Linked DNA regions of Homo sapiens: region 1 is linked to region 2. Evidence: read pairs that join two places in POLR2A ChIA-PET (ENCODE). Cell type or tissue: PC-9. All regions are shown on one strand. Links, peaks and the distances in the headings refer to the core of each region. The heading gives the core; the rest is flanking DNA.

Evidence for each region. ChIA-PET counts read pairs that join two places held together with the same protein. Peaks named below come from ENCODE experiments on the same cell type or tissue, not always from the same donor. Only the 100,000 strongest peaks of a DNase experiment are listed, where the experiment ranks them.
Region 1: POLR2A ChIA-PET joins it to region 2 with 10 read pairs; 8 of 35 experiments call an interaction of 5 or more read pairs at or near these places.

Annotation. Positions count from the first base shown.
Region 1 is chr15:39,580,368-39,592,069 of GRCh38, reverse strand. It overlaps THBS1 (thrombospondin 1), which reads right to left and starts at 10,991. Exons shown (of 22, transcript NM_003246.4): 1 at 10,842-10,991; 2 at 10,146-10,241; 3 at 9,318-9,877; 4 at 8,378-8,453; 5 at 7,883-8,082; 6 at 7,648-7,770; 7 at 6,507-6,600; 8 at 4,550-4,723; 9 at 3,852-4,028; 10 at 3,371-3,544; 11 at 2,984-3,111; 12 at 2,716-2,868; 13 at 2,047-2,265; 14 at 1,447-1,554; 2 more. The coding sequence starts at 10,212. It overlaps THBS1-IT1 (THBS1 intronic transcript 1), which reads right to left and starts at 5,944. Exons shown (of 1, transcript NR_186398.1): 1 at 4,817-5,944. It overlaps LOC124903470, which reads right to left. Exons shown (of 1, transcript XM_047433405.1): 1 at 11,076-11,702. The coding sequence ends at 11,318. RefSeq lists silencers at 11,451-11,500, 11,511-11,702 and an enhancer at 11,163-11,702. In PC-9, for the core only: no CTCF peak of the experiment used is centred there; no DNase peak of the experiment used is centred there.
Region 2 is chr15:39,634,986-39,646,687 of GRCh38, reverse strand. All of the region lies in intron 10 of FSIP1 (fibrous sheath interacting protein 1), which reads left to right. It overlaps LOC105370785 (a long non-coding RNA gene), which reads right to left. Exons shown (of 3, transcript XR_932156.3): 3 at 5,939-6,113. Among named protein-coding and RNA genes, the nearest start is that of THBS1-IT1, 55 kb to the right of the region's middle. In PC-9, for the core only: no CTCF peak of the experiment used is centred there; DNase peaks (open chromatin) are centred at 4,527 and 5,057; H3K4me3 peaks cover 1,633 bases; H3K27ac peaks cover 2,393 bases.

The DNA.
Region 1 (11,702 bases), core at 4,075-6,574, 55 kb after region 2:
TTTTGGATGTATCCTTAGTTTGATGATTTTCTTATAGCTAGATTACATCATTAGCCATGAAAATGGTTATTTTGCTTATGCACATTTATTTTTCCATCTCTTAGTATTACATATGATTAATATTATTGTACAGTTGTCAGTCACAGATGTCTGCTTTGTATAATTTGTCTTAACAATGGTAGACGATGCTGAGCAAGTCCAGTAGCCCTTCTTACAGAAGGTAAGACTGAAGTTACCAGATCTTCATGCTAAAGATCTGTGAGACTCTGTGCAAGGAGCTCACATCAGGCAAATTATTTACATGAACGTATTCCAGTTGGCTATGAGAAGCCAGGGAGCCACAGTAATGAAAGTGTTTGAACTTTGTTAAGCTCATTTTTCAAAGGCCATGAAAGGGATATTCCAACAGTTTACTGAAAGACTCTGAAAGGAGTCCATCCACCTACCTGATCCGGATTGTGTTCCAAGGGGCAATTGTCACACTGATCTCCAACCCCATCCATATCAGTGTCTCTCTGGTCCACATTGTAGACGTACTGGCAGTTGTCCCGTTCATTGAGGATACCTGAAGAGAACAAGGGACAAATAAGAGCTGGGCTCTCCAGCCTTGGATGTTTCCACCAAAGTGCATACTAATAGCCAGGACTAGACAGAAGTACGTTTGGAAAGCTGTGCATGTCCCTGTCTCCCGCGGGCCCTCTGATCAGGCAGCACCTTACCGTCTCCATCAATGTCTGCAGCACAGGCGTCTCCTTCCCCATTGTTGTCTGTGTCTGCCTGATCTGGGTTGTGGTTGTAGGGACAGTTGTCACAGCGGTCTCCCACATCATCTCTGTCATAGTCATACTGAGCTGGGTTGTAATGGAATGGACAGTTGTCCTGCAAAGAGAAGAAATGGAGCACTTAACAATGTTGTCCTTGAAAACAGCTCAAGCCTCAAACCATGTGCATAATATGTCTAAAACTGTGAAAATCAGCAATACTTTCTACCTAGTGGATAGGCTAATTGATCACTCAGTGTAAAACGATCACTACAAAAGTTAAAAGGACATAGTTAAAAAAATGGATCCCTGTGGGTTAGAAGTTAGTGAGATGTAGAATATAATCCCATCATCTCAGTTCATAGTGTGCCCAAAGTCAATTTTACTGTAATTTCGATGTGACATTTGAAATGAATCTAGGGAACAAAGTGGCATTTGTTTATGCATTATAATTTCTCAAGTACAGAGAAAAACAGTTCTGATGAAAAACAAAACCCTCATTTAAAAATTCTCTTGGCAACATCTACATCCTTAAACTACTGGAACACAATGAATAATTTCTAATTATCCTGTGTATTGATTTGGTATATTTTTTGCTATAGCCATGTAATTTCCTTGAATCCCAAAGTGTTTCAGGCTGTTGCTGAACTGAAAAGATGAAAAAGGGATAGAAAACTGTTTTTACCCTGTCATCTGGAATTTTATCATTGTCATCGTCATCATCACAGGCATCACCAATTCCATCCTTGTCATAGTCTTCCTGCCCTGAGTTGGGAAGGTTGGGGCAATTATCCTAGGAAAGAGAAGATATATATCACTGCTTCAGTTGCCTTCCTCATGCTGAGCTCATGCACGAGGGAGTGTACCTGGAATTCCAAATAGAAAAAGAACAGAATTTGGCTCAGTAACAGCATATTTTTTTTATGGGAAGACAAGAAAATAAAACTTTTCTTGGGGGATATACATACAGAATTTGTGTAAATGCTCTAGGCTTTATAGATGTTGTGAACACAAGTCATGCTTTGCTGGTATTTGGATAGAGTACTGAACTTTTTTTTGGACAGAAGAGTTGACTATGGAACACAGTTGCCCAAAAAGAGCTAGCCCTGTTCATGTTTTTGGCACCAAGTGATTTAATTTTAATAGGAATTAGTGCCCCTCTCCCTTTGGGAGATTTAATCTTTCAGTTTCATGTCCAAACTTTAAGTATTTAAAATTCCTTAGCCTGTGTTTTGATAAGGTGATGGGCCCTCTTTCTGGAGGCACACAAAGGACCTGGCTCTACCTTTTTGCAGTGGTAAGTCGCATTGGCCACGCACACCAGGTTCTCATTGGGCCAGCCATCCAGGTCTGTGTCCTCCCCGCAGATGATGCCATTGCCAGCGTAGCCAGGCTTGCACTCGCAGCGGTACATGGGGTCGCTATAGTGGCCCAGGTAGTTGCACTTGGCGTTCTTGTTGCAGTCGTGGGTCCCATCCGTGCAGGGGTTACGGGGCTTGCACACCTGAGGGTACACCATGCTGCTGTTACACAGAGCTTTTGAGAATCCTCAGATATCATGGAAACAAGAATCCAGATCCCTGTCATCTCTGAGTAGACAGAGGCTCCATTTGGAAGAGTGTGGGTTACCTCTGTCCCTCCCCATTCTCCCTGAGGCTATAAGCAAACTTTGCTTTATGTTTATTTTTCTTGAATTTGCTCAGCACCTAGGCGTTTACAAGTCCATCTGCTCACAACTTATTCCAGAGCAGCATTTTTAAATATGGAAGACTGTTTTTCCCCTGCAGGATTTACCATGGATTTTCTAATCACGTTTCTAAAACTAGACCGTACATTCATCTCCTCGCCCTTTTTTTTTTGGTGAAGGGTATGAAATTACATTCCTCCCGCTCCCAGTTATTTTGGTCAAGGACAGCTCTCCTGTCCTCTGGTTTACTCGTCTAGTTGACTGTACCTGTTTGTTGGCCGTGGCATGTTCGACACCCTGGCCGAAGGGCTGTGAGCCGGTGAAGCGTGGGGGGCAGGGCAGGCAGTTGTAGCCGGGGTCCGTGTTCTCACACCGGTGCTCTCCATTGTGGTTGAAGCAGGCATCAGGCACTTCTTTGCACTATGGAGGAAATAAGAGCGTGCATCATGTTTAGAAGTCACTGCCATAAGGAAGCGACTGCACAGGTTAGCTGCTTTCCTAGATCCAGAAACTCGGAGCCCCATCAGTTCCTCACCTCATCAACATCTGTGCACTGGATGCCATTTCCACTGTAACCAGGGGGACAAGCACCACATTTCCAGCTGCCATCAGGGTAGCTAGTACACTTCACGCCGGCAAAGCAGGGATTGGACAGGCATCCATCTGAGACAAGGAGAGAGAGACAGTCACAGTAAATGGTTGGTCTAAGCTGCCATACTGCCATGCTGGGCACTTAACACAGTGTAAGATATTATAGGGTATAGGGAACCGATAACTTGTTGGGATTATGTTGTCCACCTGCATCTTAGAGCAATCAAATCGCTCAGGACTAACCAAGCTGGAATCTCCTCGAATGCTGACTGCAGCATTCAGTAAAAGAGCAAAGCTCCTGGGTCGTTTCATCCTGGGCTGCGTGGCTCACCAATTGGACAGTCCTGCTTGTTGCAGATCTGGTTTTCTGTTACATCACCAACGCAGTCCTTGCCTCCAAACTGGGGTGTGGGGTTGTTGCAGAGACGACTACGTTTCTGTACCCCTCCTCCACAGGTGACAGAACAGATGTCCCATGGTGACCAAGGACCCCAGCCTCCATTGACTGTAAGAAGATGAACCACAGGCAACAATTAAGATCAACTTTCAAATCCCTCCCTTGTCATAGACTCTCCTAAGCCCGTTCAAGAAACCTCTGCTTCTCTGACACATGGAAAGAATGCTGGGGAAGAGGGTGAGTTTGTTTTTCATTAAAAGAAGTTGCTGAGCCTGCAGGACTTTGCTTCTGTTTGTTTCTCTAGTAGGTAACCTTCCTGCTCTATGACCCACTGAACTGCAGGCTGCAGATGCCAGGCAACCAGCTGGGCAGAGCTGCTGCCCATGCTCACCCTTGCAGCGGACCTCACACTTACTGGGGCAGGCGTCTTTCTTGCAGGCTTTGGTCTCCCGCGCTTCGCCTTCACAGGGTTTCCCGTTCATCTGGGGGCTGGGAGAGTTGCAGAGCCGGATCCTTGTGATCACACCATCACCACATGTCACAGAACAAGATGACCACGGGGACCAGTGGCTCCAGCCACCATCCTGTTTAACTAAAGTACAGAGTTGATGGTCACAAATGGTTTTGGCTTAGAGACAGCCAAATAGAGGCTCCCATCAGGAGCACGCAGAAGTATTTCCAGGAAATGGTCAATGGCAACTAAACCCAGTGTACGGTAGAAATTGGCTCCTGGCCACATGCCCAAATGTCAACATGGAATGTTTTCTACCAGAGAACGGATAAGTTCGCTGTTTTTATGGGTTGCTGTTAATATCCTAACATTTACAGGGTGCTTACCATAAACCAAAACTCAGTGCTAACTGCTTTACATGCAGTATCTAAATAAAATGCTCAAGATAAACTTATCAAGAACTATTATTATCTCCAAGTTGCAAATGAGGAAAGAGCCTCAGAGAGGGTAAGTTGTGTTCAAGGGTGCACAGCTAAGCAGTGGGATTGGGATCCAGAGATCCTAGAACCCGTGTTCTTAATATACATGCTGTGGAGCTGCCCTTGGTGACGACAACAAGGACAGGTCAGTTCTCCACGTCCCTGAGAGGCTAAGATGCTTACATCTCTTGTCACACTCCTGAATGTGGCAGGTCCGTGTCTGGACCGAGGAGCCCTCACATCGGTTGTTGAGGCTATCGCAGGAGCGGCCGCGCTGCTGAATTCCATTGCCACAGCTCGTAGAACAGGAGGTCCACTCGGACCATGGAGACCAGCCATCGTCCGCAGAGTCGCTGGCTGCAGGGGAAACAGAGGTTCATCAGGTACGTGATGATTAGGACAAGCTGTTCTTTAGAGGGCTCTGTTCAGGGCCCTCCACTTGCCAGAGGGTGAAAAGCAATATATTTATTTCTTTTTGGCTTTACTGAGGTATAATTGACAAATATTATATACATTTAAGGTGTATAATGTGATGTTTTGATATACACATATATTGTGATTACCACCGTCAAGCTAATTAACACATCTCCATCATCTTACAGTTACTTTTTTTGGTGATGACTTAAGATCTACTCTCTTAGCAAATTTTAAGCATACAATCCAGTATTATTAACTATGGTCACCATGGTGTACATGAGCTCTCTAGAACATAATATGAGCCGGCACAAAGTTGCAGTTATACAGGATGAAAAGCAACATATTTCTTAGGCCAACGGCCCAGGGGTTTATCCCAGGTCATGATGTGTACAGCAGTGGGGTAATCGGATGCTTTGCCTGGCTCAGTACAGCTGAGCCTTCCCACAGTGTATGCTCTCCTATTCATTGATTTTCTTTCTCCTCTCAGCATTGCAAATGAGTTTTCCTTTACTGACTTAACATATCTGGGTAGGCATTTCCAGTCTCAGACTTCCAAGAATGCGCGAGTATGAGGAAGCTTATAGGAGTCATTTCTGTCAGGGGAGCCATACACCATGTGTTTGACAGATGAGTGTGAAGGCAGCCGAGCTGTTGTTGGTTCTGGCTCCAACTCGGCCGTGAGTTAGTCAGTTTGTTGTTCCTCTCACCCCAGCGTTTGGGGCCTTCTCTGCACATATTGTCATAAGAGGACAGCATGTTTGTTTACCATCTGCCCAGGCACCACGGCTACAATCACATCTAGCTGTATCAGACAGAAGACAAAGAACTTACTTTCTGTGGTCATTAGTTGTAAGTTTTCTTAGCAATCCCTGATTCAAGTTCAAAACTTTGCTACCTCCAGCTAGCTTTGTTCCTTTTAACGCACATGTTAAGTGAATGCGGAACAGAAAATAAATGTAAAAACGACCATTACAGTGCCAATATCGCTAATATGATCCCTGGATGGAATTGGTTATTCTGAGCTGTGACAAGGGTGTGTTTGTGTGTGTGTGCATGTGTGTTTCTGTGTGTGTGAAGGGCAAGTGCTGTTTTCCTGTTTTCTTCCTTATCTTAGTTGTAATGAATCACTTTTATAACTTGTACCTGCTACACTAAGTATTGTCTCAGCAAAGTCATTCATTTTACTGGTAACAAAAGCCAGGGATAACGTGCCATGGAACGATATCGTGCCTTATTTCTTTTGGTGCTCTAGAGCTCAGATTGCTGCTATTCTCTTAGGCCCTCTTATCCCTACAGATGAAAGGGGCAAAACTTCCAGGCCCGATCAGGCCAATGCTTACACAGTAAGCCTGTCAATATCTCTGGTGAGCAGATTTTTCTTAACTCTGTGCCACTAAGGTCAAATTCTAAAAGCAGTCAACTTAGAGCTGTTGCTGCCACGTCTTCATCTCTTTTCCTCAAAGCAAAAAATCAGAATTAATGAGCTATACCAAGATCTTCACTGCCATTACTGCAATCCAGATGGGTAATTACGATGTACTCATAATGGAGTTTTGGCTCTGTACAGCAGATAAGCTGTCAGTTAACCAGCTGCTGCAGCAAGAAACTGAATGGAAGCATGATGGAGATGGGGGTGGGGTTCCAGTGTTGTGCTCGGCTGTCTAGGATGTATGTAGAACTGACCTAGTCACTGAAGAATAGCTATGCCATTTGAGAAACTTACGCCAACAGCGAGGACAGCATTCTCCATCAGGAACTGTGGCATTGGAGCAGGGCATGATGGGGCAGGACACCTTTTTGCAGATGGTAACTGAGTTCTGCAGGGCAAGAGAGTGAGAGGGGAACAGGCTGCTGAGCATGTTGCATACAGAAGTCTACATCCTGTAACATTTCCTTTACAAGCCAAAACATGGTCAGGGCTGTCAATGCTCTAGTGGAATGATTTTCATAGATCTGTCTCTGTCATATTTGCAGCCACCACTATCGTAGAGACAGTTCTAGTGCTAGTTTACGTGTCACTCCATTCCTTGGAAAGTTCTTTTTAATTGCTACTTAGTCAAGGGTGGAAGTTACAGTACAAAGAATTTATAGCAGAGGAACCAACAAACATCATGGGTCAAATCTATGTCTGAAATCAAACTCAGAAAATTCAGCCAGGACTTTTACATTTTTATATTATGTGTTTGGGGGGAGGAAGGAAGATCTATAAGCACTTTTTCCTCATCTATAGATCTGTGATCTGTCTTTATATTGGAAAAGAAAGGGAATTTAATGAAGTTGGTTCCCACAGCCAGTCATCTGTGATTTGTATTTAAGCAAATTCAAATACTTTGCTATTAATAGATAAGCCAGGTGAACCTCCAAACTCACTGGCCACTGGCATGCGGGGATGCTAGAGTGAATCACACACCTGGCAGTGCCATCTGAGCAAAGCAGACAGTAACATCCTAACAGTGTCAGACTAAGTGATTTGAAAAACAATTGCTACTGTACTAAAAGAACCTATGCCAAAGCTGAATATAAATCAGGGTTGGGAAAAAAAAATGAATGTTCCAACCAGGTTTTATTTACCTGACATTCAACACTTAGTCTTTGAACTAAGGTAGGTAAATTATTCAGATGTCTTAGTAGATTCATTCTCTTAGATACTTAGCCTGGGGTATAATTAATACTTTGATAAACCATCTGAGAGTTTAAAGAAGAACTTATAGATGCCATAATTGCATCTTAAAGAAAAAAAAAACACTTTGTTATCAGGCCATGGAACATAAAAAGAATCTCTGTGGCGATTAGGGTATTTCCCCAAAGATGTAGGTTCAAACAAAAGCCGTCGATTCTTATTCTGGCTGGTGAAGGTCCCTTACCTGACAGTGACACTCAGTGCAGCTATCAACAGTCCATTCCTCGTTATTTCTGTACTGAACTCCGTTGTGATAGCATAGGGGAGGCCGCCTCAGCTCATTGGCCAACTCTTTGTTCTCTTCAGTCTAAATGGGAGAGAATATCATTAGTGTCCCCCCGCATTTTCAGTCATTTGGGACCATCTGCGATAAACCTTCCAGGGTTCATGCTAACGGGCTGGGTGCAGAGGCCACTGACCACTTTGCGGATGCTGTCCTGCAGCGTGGTCACAATGGTGCGCAGGCCCCTGAGTTCCAGGACCATGCTGGACAGCTCATCACAGGAGATGCCGCAGATGGCTTGCAAGTCCTTTGTCTTGTGGCCAATGTAGTTAGTGCGGATGGCAGGGCTGGAACCATTCACCACGTTGTTGTCAAGGGTGAGGAGGACACTGGTAGCTGGCAAGAAACAAAATGAAAACTTCAAATAGATACTCTTACCAACCAGCCTCTTGAGTTCTTAGTGGTAGAAGACGTTTCATTTGGTGTGAAGGATGCAGGTAGAGGGGTTGCGTGTATGCGCACGTGTGTATACGTGTGTGTGTATAATACCCCTTGGAGTCACTTCTGTATGCCTCTTGATGATCTCACTGGGGGTAATTTATGTATAACCACTATTGCTAAATTCCTCAGTTTGTTTTTGGTGGAATTCCCCCTGATTCCCTATGTGCCCTAAAAATAGAGGGGTACTCACAGCTGGAGCAGCCTTTGTTCCTGAGGATGTCTTCTGGTGTGGTTCCAAAGACAAACCTCACATTCTGCAGCACCCCCTGTGGGCAGAGGACACACATTACTTGTAGAATGCAGAGCGGGGTGGGGATGGGGTTGGGGGAGACTGTCTGTATGCTAGGAAAAGCATACAATAGATGTTCTAAAAGCTTCAAAGAGCTGTCTTAAGATCACTATGTCAAAATAACACAGCAACATTAATCGCCAAACAACTTCAAAATCTTAATTGTGACTTCTGCCAAGTCTTGAGTATTTTACAAAGAATTCAGTTATCAGCCTACTTGGGTACACAGGAAATGGAATCTGATCCTAAGCCTAGAGGATATAATGACACTTTCCAGTGTCAAAGAGTTAAATGTGGGAGTTCAAAGCCACCGTTGCAAAGATCTAGAAGTTAAGGCACAGATGAAGCTGTAACAGCAACAACTAACTGCTATTTTAACCTTTTATGTGAGACCAGCTGCATCCCCATGAGGAATCCAATAGCAAAGTGGTACTGATTCTGCCCATAGAAAGTATCCATTTCAAACAAGATTAAAATTGGGGGAATGCATTTGAAATAAGCTCTTTTCTTAAGAGCCTAAGGAGTATCTAAGGCTTGAACAGGCTGACTGCTAAAGGAAAACCATTTCTTGTTTCCTTGAGTAGTTTTCAAAGTGTGCTTCCCAGACCACCGGCATCAGCATCACCTGGTACTTGTTAGAGTTGCAGTTTTACAGAATCCCAGACTCTGGGGCTGGGGTGCAGCAGGGTGAGCTTTCACAAGCCCTCCAGGTGATGCTCATGCTGCCTAAAATCTGAGAACTGCTGCGTTAGTTTACAGACAGGATTTCCTGTAGCCCTCCTGGCAGGTCACCTGTCTAGCAGATGATCCCACGGAGCAGGGCTCAGAGAAGAAGCCTCACCTGGAAATTGTCATTGACGCCCCCCTTTGCGATGCGGAGTCTGGCGATGCTGGCCAGGTCTCTGGTGAAGACGCTTTGGATGGGGACGTCCAACTCAGCATTCTCCATCTTTTCACAGTCGATGTACAGCTGGGCCCTGTCTTCCTGCACAAACAGGGTGATGCTCTTCCACTGGCCGGTTGCCAGGAGAGCTTCTTCCACAGACACCACGTGCTGCTTTCCTTGGACGGTCAGGCTGAGGTCCAGGGTGCCCGCCTTGCCATTGGACACCACGCTGAAGACCTGGCCAGAGTGGTCTTTCCGCTCCAGGGCCAGCAGCGTGCCCCGGGTCTTCTTCATCTGCCTCAGGGATGCCAGAAGGAGGAAACCCTTTTCTGCCCGCACAGCATCCACCAGGTCTTGGAACTTGTCATCAGGCACAGGGGGGATCAGGTTGGCATCCTCGATGCGGAAAGCTGGGCTGGAAGGGTCGGGGCCCTTCACCAGTCGGCGCCCAGACCCCTTGCGGGCGGCCCCGGTGAGTTCAAAGATGTCAAACACGCTGTTGTCTCCGCCAGACTCTGTTAGACAGGAGAGAACACAAAGTGAGCTTTCTAGGCTGGGACCAGCAGTAGGGGGCTGAGTCCTTAGGGGTGGAGACAAAGGGTTGGGGTGAAAACTCCTGGCAACCACTGAAAGAGGTGAATAAATACCAGGATCAGAGTGAAGCTGCGTCCTGATGTCCAGTCAGGCTCAAGAGGGAGAGGACAGCACGTGAGGGGGCACACCTGGGATAGCCAGCACCTCTTCCTTGTCCCTCCTTCCCCTAAAGGTGCCACACAAACTCACCTGGAATGCGGTTGGTGCCACACACATGCATCAGGAACAGGACGCCTAGTCCCCAGGCCAGCCCCATGGTGGAGCTGTTGGTGCCCAGCAGGGATCCTGTAGCAGGAAGCACAAGAGCCGAGGGTCAGAGATCAGCTAGGCAGGGAGGGACGGTGCGCAGAAACGGGGCTGGGCATGGGGACAGGGCCGGGACCATCCCTCTTTGACCCCGCGTTTGCTGAAATGAAGGACAACAGGATTACTTTCCAGAGAGCATGAGAGAGAGAGAGAGAGAGAGAGAGAGAGGTGGAGGAAAGAGATGCTGGTTTTAAAGTGTGGGGGGCGCAAGACCAACAATTTGGGGGCTTTTGGGAAGTCGAAGGTGAGCAAGATCAGGAACTGTAGTTTGGGGTTGCAGGGAGGGCAGGGGAAGTACAGACTCTTCCCTGGAGTGCTGATACAAAGGCTTAAGGAGGACTTCAGAGAGTAAGGAAATCTTGGGGTGTCCTGATGAGTTGGTTTGTGAACCTCAAGGCTGGAGAGGATGGCTCTGGAGCCTTGCCCTGAAGAGTCCTCCAGCGGCTGAGAGGAGCGGGCTGGGGTAGGCGAGCGGGGAGAGTGTAGGTTCCGGGGTCCACCAGAGGGACTGAAGCCTCAGCGCTCCAGGTGGATGTCCCGGGCAGCTTTGGTCCTCGGCGGCCGCCGGGGGCGACTTACCTGTGTGTACCGGAGCGCGGCGGCCGGGAGCGGTGGCGAGGGCGGCGAGGGCTGGAGGGGCGCGGGGAATGCCTGTGCGTCCGGAGTAGAGGTTGCTCCTGGAGAGCGACAGGAGCCCTGAACTCGCAGGCCAGCTCGGGCGCAGCGGCTGGCAAGGCGGAGGAGCCGCGCGCTTTTAAAGGGGCGCTCGCATTCCTGGGGATTCCTCCGGCCAATGGGCGGCGGCCGGGCAGGAAGCGGGAGGTGGGGGCCAGTCTGGGCTCCTCTCTCCGCCCCCCGCTGCCTGGCGCGCAACTTTCCAGCTAGAAAGTGAAGGGGGCGGGGGTCGGGGCTTGGGAGCACTAGAACTTCTCAGAAAAGTCGGTGCCCGCCCACGCAGCCTTGGCGCGCACGGGCTCGGCGCTCGTACTCTTGCGCCACGCGGGCTCGGGGTGATCAGCAAGCATCCCGAAAAGGGACGGGGCTGGGGAGACCACCTAGGAGGGCCCGCGGGGTGGCGCAGGGGCTTTCGGGCGAGCTGATCTCCCGGAATGCCTGGTTGATGGCGAGAGGTGGATACTAGAGACTGGGCCCGTTTTGTAAAAAGAAAAATGGGCCGACGGGGCGCAGGGGACACCAAGAGAGCCATTCGTTAAAGTACCTGCCCCTCGGGCCCTCGCTGACTCTCCTCCACCGTCCCCGTGGGGTGAGGACACGCGTCCCCCGAGCGCCTGTCCTGAGCTGGCCCCACGCCCGCCCCGGAGGGAGGTGAGCGCGGCGTCGGCGGGGCCGGCAGGTTGGTGCGCCGCGTTCGCCTTCGCTGCCTTCGGGCCCTTTCCTGCCGCGGCTGCCAGGGGGCCCACAGAGACGCCTCTCCCGCTG
Region 2 (11,702 bases), core at 3,378-5,877:
GTGTCACTCTGTATCCCATGCTGGAATGCAGTGGTGCAATCATAGCTCACTGTAAAGCTCAAACTCCTGGGCTCAAGTACTCCTCCCATCTCAGTCTCCAGGGTAGCTGGGACTACAGGCACACATCACCAAACGCAGCCTTTTTTTTTTTTTTTTTTTTTTTTTTTGTAGAGATGAGGTCTCGCTATGTTACGCAGGCCTGTCTCGAACTCCTGGCCTCAAGCAATCCTCCTGCCTCAGCTTCTCAGAGTGCTGGGATTACGGCCCAAACCAGTAGTGTTAGGAGATCTCTTGGGTGTCGATTTTTCTGGTGGGAAACCTCTGTGGCCCCAGCACCTTTGCCCGAGTTCTTGTCCTGCATCCAGGAAAAATGAGGTACACAGACAAGTGAAGGGTGAAGAAGCAGAGTTTTATTTAGTGTTAGAACAGCTCAAAGGAGTGAGTAGCTCCTCTCTACTGGCAGGTCATCTCTGCAGCTCTCAGCAGTGAGGGTACTCCTCTCTGCAGCTGGTCTTCCCATCGTCTCCAGCTATCAGCAGACAGGGTAGTCTTCTCTGCACCTTGTGGTCTGCTCCCATTCTCTCTGCCCTCTTCGTCCTTAGCCATCCTCTGCCCTGCTCTGGCTGAGTACAGAGCTTTTATGGAGTTCAGAGAGGACAGAGTGCATGCCAGTTGGTCCATGGGCAAGCCAAAGAGGCACCATGAGTCTCCTCTCCCGTCCACAGGACTGGCAGCCCGGCCCCCAGTGTTCAGGCCAGGGACGGCCTGAAAGTGGGGCCTTACTGGGGACCCTGCCCCCTTCCACCCCGGACTCTGTCTGCCTCCTGCTGCCGTTCATGGCCCTGGGGCTCGGCCCCAACCCCGCTCCGAGATTGGAGCTGGGGACTGGGAGCGGAGAGAGGCCAGGCAGTGGGAGCAGACACCCCTGAGCCTTCAGGGACAGGGGCAGGGAACCTTCCTGGGGTGCCCGAGGGTGCAGGCTGCAGAGACGCCCTGCACGTGGGAGGGCAGCAGCAGCTGCAGCCAGGAGCTCCGGCCTGGCCAACTCGGAAGAGGCAGGGCTCCCGCTTGTCCCCGGCTCCTGCCTGCTTCCCAACTGGGAGTTCCAGATCTGCAGCCACCAGTGCCGTGGCTCCAGCTGCACCCAGGAGGGCAGATCCTGACTGTTCCTGGCTCCCCCAAGAGCACAAGGGAGGCTTGGATTCACAGCTGTAGTTTAGGTGGCCTGTAGCCTCACCCAGGAGGGCGAGGCTCCTGCTTGCTCACTAGAGCAGGAGGCCTGGGTCTGTAGCTGCAGTTTGGGTGGCTGCAGAGGCACGTAGCTCTCTTTCCAACTCAGAAGAGGCAGGGCTCCCACTGGCTCCATGGAGTGTGCAGCCCCAGCCACGCCTCCCTGCTGCAGCTGACATGATGGCAGCAGCCACTGTATCAGTAGTTCTATTTTTAATTCCTTTAGGATCCTTCATACTGTTTTCCACAATGGCTGTACCAATCTACATTTCCACTAAGAATGTAGAAAGTTTCTCTTTTCTCCATGCCCTCATCAATACTTGTTATCTCGTCTTTTTGATAACAGTTATACTAACAGGCATGAGGTGATATCTCATTGTGGTTTTGATTTGCATTTCTCTAATAATTAGTGATTTTGAGCACTTTTTCACATAGCTGTTGGCCATTGTTATGTCTTCTTTGGATAAATGTTTTTATATCTCTTAATGACAGCTTTGTTCTGAAAAGTTTCTTTTGACTATAACTGCCTGATGATTGTTCAGCTCACTTATATGTGGATGAGAAATGGAATGATACCATTTTACATCAGCAATTTGAAAACTTGAATTAAATCATTTTATTTTCTCAACCTTTGATGGCAGCCGGCCTTGGAATTTCCTGAACAATGAGATGCCAGCTATAAAACAGGTTTACCTTTAGTTACAAATTCAAAAAATCCTCTTGGCTAAGTTTTTTTTTTTCAGTACTTGCCTGTAAATCATAGTGCTGAAAAGTGCTTTTGAACATTGTGTATCTAGATACTGCTCCTCATCCATGGTGGAGATGCTCATTTGTCCCAGCTTCTGAATTTGAAACTACTTTGGCAGAAGTTCTCATGAGTTCTTGGAGACCATAAAGCAAATCATGGGCAATTAAAACAAAGGTCTCTCCCCTCGTGTCTCAGATGCACACCTGAAAAGAATCATCCTGGCAGGTTTGACTGATAAATGGGCTGGAAAGGGGATGCATGGCAGCCTGGTTCAGCAGGATGCCTTGACTGGTGGCGATAACACAGGGTCTGGGGTGACCTGTCCCCGGGAAACGAAAGGTCTTCTCATTTGCAGTCATTAATCACCTCAGGAACAGCCGTTTTAAATGCTCAAGCCTAATTGATACGGACATGGCACACTCGGCCGGGCAGCTGGAAGTTAATGCATTTTCCTGTAGCGAGGGGAAGTGTTCGGGACAGTCGCAGGCATTCAGCTGTGATGAGCATGAAATTTCAGGAGGGAGGTGTGTTTGGAAGGATCGAGCCTATAGGCGAAATTTCAGAAATTGAGTTTTTAAAATACTAAAAGCCTGATGAGAAATCTCAAAGTGTAACTGGGTGTCTGACAGAATATTTTAAGTGATAGAGAGTTTCAGCTAAGGAAAATTACTGTCACCAAGGTTTGTTACTCATAAACCTCATGACGTTAGGTCCTTTGTAGGCTTATAAACTATGTAGGGTACATTCAGATGTTATTTTAATTTATGGTTGGCACACTTCCTTAGCATTGCAGAATTTTCCAGTCATACCAAAACTAAACTGGAAGGTTGAAAAATGTGATTGATACTAAGTTTTGAAGCTGAGATTCAATTTGAGTACCTTGCTTATGAAATAATATATGCTGAAGAGTAAACTGCAAAGGCACTTTTGTTATGGATGTAGCAACTTGCAGGCAACCTCAGAAATAAAGACCAGACTTGATGTTCCCACTTATTTGGGTAACACCTACTGTTTTTTTACAAAAAGAAAGAAGTACATTGTCTCAATTTCCCCAGATATATCTAGAAGCTCCAGAATAAATTCAGGCAATTTGAGACTCACAAGTATTAACCAGTCTCTAATGGGTAGTTGGCAGGCTTATTTCTGATCAGAAAACACTCTATATTATTTGTTTCTCCATCTTTTATTTTTGTTTTATCTTTTCTCTGACAACTCCTTTTAGGTACCTCAGGATTTGGTAATGCCCGCATTAACCTAGCTGGGAAACTCCAGATAAGAACATCATTTGGAATAGGTCTAGTCAGGCTTTGTGTGCACAAATATTTTCTAGAATTACTCTCAACACTTAAAAACTCATTTTTCATTTTCTCTAACAATTTCAGTTTTGAAACCGTAAGAAGGAAACAAACTTCTTGTGATACATCATTTCATTCTTGTCTACTCATCTTTTAAATGTTTTCCTAAACATATAAGCAATGTTGAAATAAAATAGCAGCCACTTCATATGTTGGATCTTCCTTTTTTTCCTTTTATCTTTCCCACTTTTTATTGAACTTAATTCTGCTCTGCCAGTGCCTAAAAATGATGTTATTATTCGGCCACATTTTTAACCTCAGGTGCAAAGGATTAATTATACTGCTACAGGATTTTCTCTGAAGGCAGAGTCTGAATAGGAATTTATTGATTCAAATGTATGGCTACCACCTAATAATGAAGTGCTTCGAGGACTGAACAATTGTGTCAAGAAACTGTCTCCATTAGAGGAATTTTATTTTCTCTCTAAAACTCCTGGGAAAAAATTATAGTACAACATTGTTTTAGAGATATGCTCAATGATGGTGGATGAACACAATGACAATAACCAGTGAGTTTATACACTTTGCCATAGGAATCAACTTATATATAATGTTAGAGTCCCCAGTGGAGCTTCATGGATGTCATCTTGTGATACTGACCACTACTTAGCAAAACAGACAAACAAAACAAAACAAACAAAAAAACTTTGAAAGTTTGTTTTGTATCTTCCTTGAAAAAAGGTTTCAGGTTTTCGTACTTTTACTGAGACATTTTCCCCTAAGAAATGAAAAATGAGTTTATAACTTTGATCTTGTAAGCTGAGTCACAGCAGGCCTGAATATGAAGCAGCTGAAAACACGTGTGTGCATTCCTACCCCATGCAGCATTCTTTATTCTGCAGATCCCTGTCACTAAAGAATTCAGTTAAATACAAAGACCCTCAGGTAGAAACAGGCTGCTAAGAGCCGCCCCCAAGTCTGTGAGTGAGCTGGAGACAGCCACTCATGTATGTCAGCCCTGCTGGAAAGGCCATTAGTAAATGCCTAGCACTCCAGGCTAGGAAATGGTTTCTTGGACCAGAAGCAGGTTAAAAATAATTAAATAAAAAACAGGGGTGGGAGAGGGGAAACTTGCGTTAAGACTCTTCGGTCCCATTAAAATTAGCAAGCATGCTTAGGGCTTTATTCATTGTGATGACTGGATCTACAGGGAAGGTCTTTTGTCCTATGGCATTCTTTTTTGCACCATGAATACTTGCAGTATTATATAATTGTGATATTATAATAATATGAGTCATAGATAGTATCTGTGACTCATTTCAGTTTCATTAACTCTTGACAAGTAGAACGTTCAAACTGGAGGCTTTATAGCAAAATATCAAATGTCAGGTCAAAAAATGAAGGTTGATTTCAAGAGTCCCAACCCACATCCTATTCTTGTGACTGCAATTTGCATTTCTATAATACACTATAATCAAGGACTGCTCAATAATTTTATAAATATTACTAATATTATGAAGGCTTATAGACTGCTGTAAATTTACACAGCAGCTGGGTAATCTGTTTAGAGCTCTGGTGTTTTCCGTTTTTACGTTTGCTGGTTGCTGCAAAGCTCTAGGATATGGGTAGTGAGGCTTACGTTATAGTCTTGCGCGGTTTTGTTATGACATAGGAAGGAGAGCAGATTTTGGCCTTAAATCATGTAAATGGTAAAGTGGCAACCAGAGACTTGAAGCTATGACTCATAGTTCATGCAATGAACCTCTGAAACATTTCATCAGGTAAACCAGGAAAACGACTTTCACTGGAAAGTCAGAACATCAAGTCGGTTTTACATCATTTTTATGCATCATATTTTATTATATTTGTCATAGTGCTTATTTGCTTTCAAATACCATAAACCCTGTTAATTATAGTCAATAAACAGTTTCGAGGATTTTTTTGCTTACTTATACAGCTGGTTACTATGCGATGAGAGGCAAATGACAGGCATCCAGGGAAGTCGTGTGTTTTTACCCATTGGTGAAATTGACGGTCACCAGCCACCCATGTTGATTCTAAAATGAGGGCCTGAACTTTGCTTTTGTGCTCTAGTGGTGGGTAATATGCTGACACCACAGCTCAGATGTAGAGAACAATTTTTGCTTTCCTCTCTCTGGAGAATGACAGGAATTAAAAAAACATTTTTTTTTTCAGTTTGAATTAGGCATAGAAAAATTTTGTATTTGTAATGTGTTAGCTTCCTTATGCATTCCCTTCTATGGCTATTTGAAGCATCTTTGTCTCCAAAGATTTCCAGGTGTCTAATAGATCTTTATATTCAGTAACAAATCATTTCTGTCCATGAGCCTTTTGGGATGTATAAGTTAGTATTCTTTGCAGTATGTTAAAGCAAACTAAATATGGCCTGAGAAGGACTCTGTACTTTTATATTTGAGTGCTTGTGGTGAACTGTAACCTAGCTTAAAGGCAGATGAGATTGAAAACCTAATTTAGTAGTATGCACCTGTAACAATAGCCAAGTCTTGGCCAATCCCAGTGGCCAGAGGCCAGATTTCAACCTTTCATACACTGCTCAATGTTCAAACGATGTTCAAATAAGGCATATACACTGACCTGTAACCAACCGGCAGTTCTGTACTCTCCTTCCAATTTCTGTATGTCATTTCCATTTTTTTTTTTTTTTTGTCTGTAAATCTTCTTCTACCACGTGGTTGCACTGGAGTCTTTGTGAATCTGCTGTGATTCTGGGGGCTGCCCAATTCGCGAATTATTCATTGCTCAAACTCCTTTAAATTTAATTCAGCTGAAGTTCTTCTTTTATCACGTACCCCAGAACTCTGTGGAACAAAAGAAGTTTTCTTTCCGCTGCGACCCGGGGCAAGGCACTCAGAACCTCTGGGAAATTACTCATCAGTGAATTAAGGAGGTTGAATTAGATGGTTCATGTGTAAGGCTTTCTGATTCTGTGACATTACCACAGGTCCCAAACATAATGCAGCCAGATGAGACCTCATTGAATGTTATCAGGATAATGGAGCAAGGAGGAGACCACTAATTATGCCCAGAGAAAATGATGTCTCTGGAGGCTGCTGTGGCTATTCCAGTTGAAGAAATTCTAATAGGTTAAAGATGAGAATTTTCAAGGTGTCATGAACAATGGATAACTGCTTACAGGAATTTCCAGAGATTAAGTGACAATTCTCTGTCTATTTTATGCTTTCATCTCTCCTCTTTTCTCACCTTTCAGCCTCTCCCTGTTAATTGACATTATTTGGGGTCCTAAGCGTGTTTTAGTGTATGTTATGTACATACATGGGGTTAACACAAGTATTCATTTAATTATTGTTTTACACGTTAAGTATTTATTTATTTCATCAACAAATATTTACTGAGCATCTTCTCTTTGCTGGGTACCCTGTTAGGTGCTAGGATTACAATAATACAAAGACAAACTTGGCTCTTGTACAAATGAGACTTACAGTCTAGTGGGAATAAAATACTATATTTGTTGTTTTGAGATGAATTTGAAATGACTAAACTTTTATAACTAAGTTACTCTGCTTATTTGTGGGCTTTCATTTTTTTCCTTTTACAGATTGTTAAGAATTTATATGAAAAAATAGTCCCCGTTCTTCCCTGTTGTACATTTTTGGGTATCCAGAGTGTGCTACTGGATACTCAACCCTTTACAGTATGTTCTTATTTGCATTTGTGATTTTAAACAGTAAAAATGCTCTCCATATACTGCTGTATACTTTATGGTAGAATCCAAAGAACTCTTTGGAAGACAGAAGGTTTCTGAGAGTCACAGGACTCATGAGAAACCCTAGCATATTCACTTGTGTTGCAGAGTTCCTATACAAAATATATTGTATGTAGTTCCTGACTGTAGCCTTTTAAAGAAACATAATTGTGGAGTTTTGTATACCAACTTCGAATCCATTTTCGTTGTTACTGCTTTTATCGCCTTGAACTAAAATTGTTTGTTTCAATTACAGACCAAGCTTGTGGTTTCCTAGATTGCTTTTCACTTGCTGGCAAGGGCTTGCAAAGAAGACCTACAAGAGCCATGTTAAAAACGCTTGAAAAAAAAGGTAGTCAGAGGAACAAGGAAAATGCTGCTTCTGCTTCATCACCTCCAGTGCTCAGTCATTTCTCTTAAATTCCTCTGGACTCCCCACAGGCCTTCTAGCTTTGGCAATGACCACTATCTCTGTAGCCTCAGAAAAAAGCAAAATGGTGAACTTTGGTCTTTGGTGTTAGTTGGGAACCAAGAGAATTCAGTAAATTTTTAACCTCTATGTAAAAGCCATTTGCTCTTTTTTCTCTTTGTTTTCTTTTATTGCTTTTAGTATTACTTCTGATTTCATGATATATCTCCGATATCATAGACTACATTTCAAATCTAAATGTATACCTTTATATTTTTCTTAATATAAAGCACTGGGTCTTAAATAAGTATTAGCTTTTATACTTAGCAATAAGAAAAAAAGGAATTTTGAAGTTTAAAGTTTCTATTGAAATGGAGCAAATTTGCTAGGCAAAACCACCCCCCACCACACACACACATGCACACACACACGCGCACACACACATGCACCCACACACGCACCCACATGTGCATGAAATAGGAAAATAGTATAGTCTCTTTGGTTCCCTGTTTGCCTCCTTGTTATTACCTTCTTTTCCCCTTTCTTCTTTTTCACTCTTCCTTATGGCCCATCTAAGCACATTTTGTTAAGTTATTTGTCTTCTAGATGTTGTCAAAACACACACAGTGAAATGGATGCATATATCCAAATGTTAACAAATGGATAAATTAAAATACTTATATAATACTCTGAAGATTGTAGCAAGAGAGAAGACTACATACCTGCTTAAGATGAGAAATCGCCGTGTGTTTCTATAGCTTCCAGATCCTCTTTTTTAACAAGGAGAAAGAACTTCCCTGCTCCTCACCAATGGCAAAGCGTCTAAAATCACTGAGTACTCACTAATTCCTCTGACCACTCACATATCTCCTGTCATTCTCCTAGAATTGAATTTCTGGTTCTCCAGTGTTGCTCCATTGGCTCTCCTCTTAGTTGCACTTTTTGGAGGGCAGATTGCTTTAACATGCTTTGCTATAATGTACTCTAAACATGCTTAACGGGAAGTGTGAAATCAGGTTATTATAAGAATTTTTCTGTTCTTTGATGCTCAAATCCATTCTAATTGGTAGCAAATGTTCTCTTGTCAGTCCTTGTAGAATTTTAAAATATTCTTGGGAAATCCTAACAGATATTATAAATACTTTTTCTGAATCAGCCTTATTGAGGGCAGAAAAAAGAATGAGGGATCAAGAGTATTATTTCCAGATTCTCTAATTTGCATGGTGAAACTCAAGGGAGTCTTTTCTCTTTACTTGCTTTCTTTTTATTCACTATAAAATATCACTAACTGCCATAGATGCAAAACACCTACAAATAAATGAAACTTTTGCAACATTCTGTTTTTCCCTTAGCATGAAAATTTTCCAACTTTGGCTCACATAAAAATTCATCTTCTTTTTCTGTAATGATGCTTCCCCAAAATACCAAGAAGATACCTACAGGGGTATTTGTCTTTTTTTTTTTCCTGGTTGCCTTACATATGATTTCTCTTCCCTTGTTTGGGAAGTTCCCCAGTTTGTGAATCTTAGCAGGATTCAGAGCTTGCCTCTCATCATTGAATCTAGGAAGTTCCACTATTCAGTATCACAGCCACCTTGGCTACAGGACATGTGCTAGACCTAGCCTATCAGGAATACCCACTCGGTACTAATGGACAGACTACAGAGAATGGGTGATGGTCTACTCAATGTGTACAGTGATGATAGAAACATCAGTTTACTGAAGTGGCAGTGGTGGCAGTTCCAGTAGTCGCATCCTGTCTCTGCTTCTGATGTTGGTGTAGTTAGCTCAGCTAGCTAGCTGAGTGGTCCAGTGGAAGGAGCAGCCTTAAATTCTGTGGCATGATTTTGGTTGTGATTGGGTAGCCTACTGTTGTTCCTGATTGTTTTCCAGTACCTTCCATAGCCTTCTCAATGATTATGTGGGAATATCCACCATCGTTTCAATTAATTCAGTTTCTGCTTAAAGCAGCCAGTCTTAGTTTTGTTATTTCTGTTATTTGCAAGTAAGAACCTAGATTGATAGGGAGTTTGAAACCAGGAATGGTTCCGGGAAATAGAACCACAGAAAAATTGGGGGAAGCTGGGATTGGTTTGTCTGGGTTAGTTGGAGCTGAAGGTAGTGAAAAATCCAGCTGCATAAGGGATAAGACTGACACCCCATAACATTTGGTGGAAAATTAGCAAATAAATCATCTGTGAACTTCTAGAATGAGTTGCTAATTGAAAGAAAACCTTTTGGGAACCAAGCAGGGACTTCCATGCAACAATTGCATAGGAATGAGGACTTGAAAAACTGGGCTGGTGTGATGGCTGCATGTAACGGTGGCAGACAGCTTAAAGAAAGGGAATATAAGCTCAGATTCCTAAATATTCTTACCTAAGGATGGATTGAAAAATAGGGACTTTCTACGAGTACACTAAAAGAATCTCTTTTGTACTATATATAAATATTACAAATTTATTTTGTAACTCTTTCAGGGTTAAAAAGTCAAAAGCCAAATGCAGTAATGCAAGTTGTCAACTAAGGATGTCATTTGAATTCACAGCTAGGTCCCTTATTTTGGTATTTGGTTTGGGTATTTAGAGAAAGAGTGGGACTCTGGGAACTAGAACAGGGGATATGGTAGGATTTGGTGAATTCAGGGCACCCCGAATCCCTAAAGTCCATCAATCCACCCTTGCCAGTTAGAGCAGCCCTGTGACCTTCTCTGATGAGGCTATTCGTGTCTTGATGGAATTTTCTGCCATCTGAAGGAGTTGCATTACAAAGGTAGGTCAGTTCTCCTTCTGCCCTACTCCCAGATGTGTAACTAAACTTAGATCCCAGAATGCCTCAAGACACCAATGACAAAGTCAAAGGTAGGAGGTGATAGCTTATGGTGCTAAAAAGTTGCAAGACTTTCCCAATTGATACTGGAAAATATTCTGGGGGAATATGTATGATAATGGATTTTGAAAGTTTTAGGTCAAATAGAGAAAAATACCACTTTAGATGGCTTGAATTTATTGCTATAAGAGCACTTAACCAGAGGTTCTGAATTCAGTGTACTAGCATAAATAGATGGCATTGATCTATTTATGTTTTCTTGACTGGTTGACCAAAACTGGGACTGTGGCACCAATGAGCTGCTAGAAATTCTGTCACGTACTACTATAAGAGCAAGAAGTCCAAGCACTTAGGGAGATAATATTGTTGGAGGGGATATATCATGGGTATGGAGAGCTGTATTCCAATTGTTTTCCTTGAGAGGGTCCTGATGAGATGCTCTTCAACAAGAGCCTAAGAGATACAGTGAGGAGGGACCAACTGGCTTCATTGGAAAAAAAAAATTTGGCTGTTCTCTGTAGACCTCTGATGCTTGTGAAGTATGGTACCGTTGAAATGGGACTCCCTAATCTTACTAGGGATATTAGGATCCTGGGGTAATAGAGCTTAAGCAGCAGCACCTTACCATCAGAAAGCAAGGTGGGTAGGCAGCATGGCTTCCATAATAGGCAGCAGGATGGGTATTTAATCAGGATGACCAGGAATCTTTGGGAATGGCTACTGATAATGGGATTCCTGTGACTGAAATGCATAGGTGCTTAGCTATGCCACCTGATTTTTACAACCAAAAAACTCTGGGTCTTCTGGCAAATGGAGGCTTGATTTAAGCTATTACAATAGGAAATCATAGCCCCCATCCGATTGTTCCCAGACAGGTCAGTTCATAAGCCCAACATCCCTTACATGGAACTAAGGTCAAGAACTTGCTAGATCCGGCCCTTTGAAAGAGTGTACTTACTAGAGTAATTGGGGAAATGGAAATATGGAGAGATTACTGGAACATGTGTCCTCTTCAGGATAAAGTTTCTAGTAACTCAATACATGCCTTGATCTTTGGTATGCATGTATCTATCTGGCAAATGGATTTTTTTTTTTTTTGAGACAGAGTCTCTCTCTGTCGCCAGGATGGAGTGCAGTGGCATGATCTCAGCTCACTGCAACCTCCGACTCCCTGGTTCAAGCGATTCTCCTGCCTCAGCCTCCCAAGTAGCTGGGATTATAGGCATGCACCACCATGCTCCAGCTAATTTTTGTATTTTTAGTAGAGAGGGGGTTTCACCATGTTGGCCAGGATGGTTTCAATCTTCTGACCTTGTGATCCGCCCGCCTCGGCTTCCCAAAGTGCTGGGATTACAGGCGTGAGCTACCGCACCCAGCCCAAATGCTTTTTTTACTAAAGGCACATAAGCAGAGAATAAACAGTTTGCTTGTACCTCATAGGGGCAG